Linked DNA regions of Homo sapiens: region 2 is linked to region 1. The links are chromatin contacts, found by Hi-C or POLR2A ChIA-PET in ENCODE. All regions are on one chromosome and are shown on one strand. The core of a region is the stretch at or near the end of the contact, and the rest is flanking DNA. Distances in the headings are between cores, read along the strand shown.

Region 1 (2,700 bases), core at 139-2,638:
TGTTGAGTACTCCAGTATAGAAGCTGCTGGATTCTAACCAGGGCTCTCCCATGCCCGGCTCTATAAACTTTCTCTATATTTTGCATTGTTTCCCTAAGGGTAGGAGATTCCCGTAAGTTGGGTCAAAGGGCAGGGAGGTTTCCGTGGTTCTCATTGGGCCCTGCTGCTGCTCTCCAGACAGATGATGGATCAGCTGTCAGGGTGGCCCCGGCCATGCCAGCGCAGTAGGTGGTCAGGGCGCACTTGGGGCAGCCGGCAGGGCAGAAGGGACGGGAGCTTGACCCGTGTTCTCATGGGCAGAGGGAGCCCGGGCAGTGTTGGGGGCAGCGTGCGGGCAGGCGCGGAGGGGAGATAGCCAGGCAGTCAGGGAGAATTGGGGTGACTGGAGAAAGGCCGAAGGGCCGCGTCTGCCTGCGGCCGGAGACCACCCCAGGTCCATACAGCCAGCTGGGTGCCGGGCACCATTTGGAGCCGCTGGGAAAGCCAAGCACCGCTCTTTCTGGAGCCTTCTTTTTTCCTATTGTTAGGGAATTCACGACGTCACACTTGTTTTCAAGTGAAAATAAGAGTTGTGTAGGACGCGAAAGTCACGTGACTTGAAAGCTGAACCTGAGAGGCCTCAAAATAAATTCTGGTTTGCTGTGAAAGCCTCGGGTTATAGCGCTAAACTCCCCCCTCCACTGCCCCCGAAAGTTGTATTCTCCTCTGCTTTTAGGGTGGGGTGTGGCGTAAACAACACAGCTTGAGCAGCTCTGAGGAGGAGGGTGTTAGAGACCAGGCAGGCGGAGCAGGCAAGAGTTTTCAAGGATGTCGAAATAGTTTGAGACGCCCCGTCCCATTATAAAAGTGATAACGAGAGACAGCAGGAACGCGCTTCTGGACAGAAAACAGACCCTAAGGAAAGGCAGCCAGAGGCTCACGCTGGATCCTGCGGTCTTCCCTATCTGCGCCTCTGTACCTCCCTTGCCTTTACAAAGCGCATGGATCAACTTTGGAACAGGTTCTAATTCTGCCCCAGATCCATCTGCGTCTTCCCACGACTCACAAATCTGACCTCAGGGTGCAAGCGCAGCCCCAGCCCTCTAAGCCTGGGTAGGCAGGGCTCTCCCACCCGAGAAAGGGCCGAGGGGAGACTTCCGGGGCGGGACCGACGTGGGCCCCTCCCACTCGGCGGCCGGTGGGTTCAGCCTGAACGCACTGCGGAGGTGGGGCCGACGAGGGATCCAGGGGCGGGACAGGTTCGGGGCGGGACAGGTTCAGGCCCCTCCCATGCGGCGGCCAGCGCGAGCGGTAGAGGCGGGTCTGGAGGCGGGGCCTGCGTGGAGCCAGACGGCGCAGCTGCTGCCGGGGGCGGGGCCGGCGGGCTGTGGCCCCGCCCTTAGCCGCCATTGCCGGGCCTGCCTGGCCACCCTGCGCAGCGGCCTTGCGTCCTCTCCCGGGGCGGAGCGGGTCGGCGGGCCTGACAGGGAACCTCCCTGACCGAGCCCACGTCTCCCCACGGCCAGAGAAATCTCCGGCCCGGCCCGCATCGCCAGCCCCCAGGCCCGGAGGAACGGCCCGAGCCCAGGAGAACCACATCTTCGTCCCAGCCCCGGAGGCTCCTGTGGGCAAGATCGTGAGCCAACGGGTTCCTGAGGCCCCTCCTGGCCAGGCAGGGTTTCCCCGCGCGTTTCCGAGGAGCCCTGCCTGGCCGGGCGGCTGGACAAACAGGTCGTAGCACCGATCGCGCCCGCCCCCAGCAGGGGTCCCGCACAGGCTTGCCCCTGACCCCCACCCAAACCTGTCCTTCCGCTTTGCCCCCAAACAGTGCACTTGCCGGCGGTCCCAACCCAGCAGGAGAAGTGGACATGAGGTTGGCAGGTGGGTGGCTTCCACAGCGAACGGGAGGGAGTTGAAAAGGGCACCTGGCTGGAGGCCCAGCGTCGCGACATCTGTGTCTGGAGAGGCCCGGGTGAACCACTGGGTTTGGTTTTGGAAATGGAGGACTCTGCACAAACACTCGTTCCTTGACCTTAACCAAATCCTTTCACCTCTGAGGACGTCAGCTCCCCGAGCTATGACATGAGGATTAGTATAGTCAGTATCTCCCAACGCAGGTAGCAGACCAGCTGCTTTTTGGAAAATGAGTGGTGAGAGAGAGGAGGTGGGCAGTCCAGGTGGAGAGGCGTGGTCTTAGAGGGGAAGTGACAAAAGTGGCTGTGGGCTTCGACATGAACCCGATGACAGCCCTACTGTCACCTGGACAAGTAAGATGAAGATCCTTGGGGAGGGATAGGTTGGGGCTGGGTGGAGAGTAGAAACAACTCGGGAATTGGACTTCAGACTTGCTAAGGTGGTAACTTTGTGGACATATCCAGGTGGAGCTGGCCACTGAGGAACCAGCTGGCAGGGAGTGGTTTCAAGAGAGGCCACGGCTGGAACTAGAAAATAGAAAGTCATTGACACATGGTGCTTAATTAAAGAGCTAGGAGTAGATGACATCATCTAAAAACACACTACAGGCCGGGCGCGGTGGCTCACGCCTGTAATCCTAGCACTTTGGGAGGCCGAGGTGGGAGGATCACTTGAAGTCAGGAGTTCGAGACCAGCCTGGCCAACATGGTGAATCCTCATCTCTACTAAAAAAATACAAAAAAATGAGCCTGGCGTGGTGGCGGGTGCCTGTAATCCCAGCTACCCGGGAGGCTGAGGTTGCAGTGA
Region 2 (2,700 bases), core at 43-2,542, 210 kb after region 1:
GGGAGGCAGAGGTTGCAGTGAGCCGAGATCATGCCACTGCACTCCAGCCTGGCCACAGAGTGAGACTCAGTCTCAAAAACAAACCACACATCCCAGACCCCACTAAAGTGCTGGAAGTTTTAAAAAAGCTATCAACCCTAGGATAAGAATGGAAAGGCAACAGCAGCTGAAACCTTTCAACAGACCTGTGGGAGAGAAAGTGGGGCAGCCGCCCGAGGTGGGGAAAAGGCACAGGGAAGGCCTTCCAGAGGGGTCACCACGGGATGTGATGGGGACTGGCCCTTCAGGGCTCTCCACATCACGGAGATAGGTGGCTGCCCCCCGAGACTCTAGGAAGGGGATGTAGATGTAGGGCAGTTAAATGGCTTCTGGGGAAGAACCTCACCTGGCCCTGTCGAAGTACTTGCCAGTATATGCCATTCCACATGCAACTCCCAGTCCTTGTCCGAGCCATCCTGTTGCCACATCCACAAACGACAGTCTCTGTAAGAGAAGGGACCCAGTGAGCCCAGACGCAGCTGCAGGACATGGTATCAGGTGGACTCACGCACTGAGTGCAGGCTGCTCCTGTCAGCTCTGTAGCAGCGTCCCATCCGAACAGCCCCTCCCGCCCTGCTGGGTGAATTCCTCTTCCCCACACCCATATGCACCCCAAGCTTCCGATCAACGTTACAAGTGGAAAATGGGTCAAGCCCAGGGCTCAGCCTGGGCTGGAAACTCAGGTGACTAAGGTGACGAAGACATCCACTGTCCCTGCCCAGGGAGTCATAGGTAATCCATACAGTATGGCAAGGGTGGCTGGAGCTTTGGGAATAGAGACGGGGAGCCCAAGTACAAAGCAGAAAACGTAAAGTATGATTCTTGACATTTTCCCATGGCCCTTCCCGGTCATGCACAAATCACATGTTCAATCCTATGGAGGATATGGATTCTTAAAACAGAAACCAGAAAGAGAATACTCTGGTTCCCTGGTTTATAAAACTCAGGTCAACTGAGATCTTACACGTGCTCATCTAGAAGTGCCCACGCTAGAAATGAATCCCTTTCTACTAGCATCTACCCCACCCCCAACATCCTGTTTGCAGGCACAGGGTCATCACTATCCCAAGCAGAAAATGTGGCCCTCTGTGGGCCACAAGGTCATGCCAAAGAGCTGCTGCACTGACTGGAGAGGCCCAACTTGCAAGCATACTGAATTTACCCAACAGCTTCTGCAGCCACCATTTCGACCTGGTCTTAAACATCCCTTGCCTCTGTCACTGCAGTGGCCTCCCAGCCTCCCCCACAGCCATTCTCAATCTAGCCACAAGGGGGAGCCTGTTAAAACTGAAGTTGACTGATCACATCGCTCAACTTTCTAAGGTCTTCCGACCTCCCACCAAGTAGAGCTCAACTGTTTGCACCTGTCTGCCCACCCCAGCCCCCATCACCTCCATTTCTCCCTTCCACTGCTCTGGCACCCTGGCCTCCTTGCTGCTCCTTGAACACAGTGGGCATACACCTGCCTCAGGGCCTTAGCACTCATGGCACCCACTACCGGAGTGCTTGTGCGTGGATGTGGGCACAGCTCACTCTCCTGCCTCTTCCAAATCCCTGCTCAAGCGTCAGCACTGAGGTCTTTCTGGACCACTCTTTTTCAACCAGTGCCTCCTACCTCCTCCACTTTTACTTGATTCCAGATGCTTGGCCCCACCTGACACTCCATCTATTGACTTAAAAGTTTGTTTCCTGCCTGTCACCCTCCTCTGCTCAAACGTCAGCGCCATTCGAGCAGAGATGAGCGAGGTCATCACTACTGTAGATGGATGGATGGTATTTACGATTCTCTGATCTCCTGCTTCTTGCTTCCTACCCTCTGCTACTCTCTGGTTGCTCTTGACCTTCCCCGGAATTCTCTGCATGCTTTGTGCCCCCCAGAGACTCCCTTTTGGTTCTGCATTTCCAGCCCAGCAGAACTGCCCCACTCAACTCAAGTCTCTTTTGACTATGCCTCTAGCCACATCTCCCTCCCTATGGCACCCACCACACTCACGTAACAAGCTCTGGCTCCCAGTCGCCTTGCATGCCCTTGGAAGTCCTATAACATAATGGACCGAGCCTGGGCTCAGCAGTCAGACCAACTCTGCTTCCCTCTGGCTGTGAAGTGTGAGGCCAGTGGGCCCATCTCAAAGACTTTATGGGTGCAATGGAGACCAGAGCCCCCTTAGGTGACAGGAGGTCAAGGATAAAGTGAGGATAGATTGAGAAAATGGTGAGGCATCAGTATGATGCCCGTTATGGCAGAAGTGCTCCCACATGGGTGCTGTCTTTCTCAAGAACCCTTATGCTGCGGGGCAGACGATTCAGGGAGGTGAAAGGCTAGAATAAAGATCTGCTCTGCCTGGAGTATAGCTGTTTACCCCGTTCCCAGGCAAACCACAATGGACTATGCTTCATGTGTTTTCTCTTTTGTTCCAATTTCATCAGCCAGCTAAATCTGATGAACACACAAATTCTGGCAGCCGAACAGGGCCTGGTGTGCTGCTGCCCGATAGAAAGCCTCTTCATCCCCTAAGGCCAATGGCTCTGATAGCAGCTGTTATATGACAGTCTAGATTTTTCTTTTTTTTTGAGACAGGGTCTTGCTCTATCTCCCAAGGCTCAAGTGATCCTCCCACCTTAGCCTCCTGAGTAGCTGCAGGCACGCACCACCACGCCCAG

Evidence for each region. A loop is a pair of places that touch in the nucleus more often than their neighbours do. ChIA-PET counts read pairs that join two places held with the same protein, here RNA polymerase II (POLR2A). Pooled maps may share reads with other maps.
Region 2: a pooled map shows a loop between it and region 1 (2.5-fold over the local background). The contact joins the enhancer-like site here to the promoter of FAM3A in region 1. A Hi-C loop is called at or near these places in 1 of 50 pooled maps. POLR2A ChIA-PET finds 5 or more read pairs at or near these places in 2 of 52 experiments (T-cell and endothelial cell of umbilical vein).

Annotation. Positions count from the first base shown.
Region 1 is chrX:154,514,920-154,517,619 of GRCh38, reverse strand. It overlaps FAM3A (FAM3 metabolism regulating signaling molecule A), which reads left to right and starts at 1,388. Exons shown (of 9, transcript NM_021806.4): 1 at 1,388-1,860. The coding sequence starts at 1,848. It overlaps LOC124905229 (a long non-coding RNA gene), which reads right to left and starts at 2,140. Exons shown (of 2, transcript XR_007068357.1): 1 at 1,905-2,140. RefSeq lists silencers at 742-898, 1,114-1,523 and enhancers at 874-1,496, 1,497-2,120.
Region 2 is chrX:154,307,128-154,309,827 of GRCh38, reverse strand. It overlaps TKTL1 (transketolase like 1), which reads right to left. Exons shown (of 13, transcript NM_012253.4): 3 at 386-483. Among named protein-coding and RNA genes, the nearest start is that of TKTL1, 13 kb to the right of the region's middle. Within about 2 kb of position 1,292, at least 2 of the 41 ENCODE cell types and tissues checked have a DNase peak (open chromatin) inside an H3K27ac peak, as active enhancers do.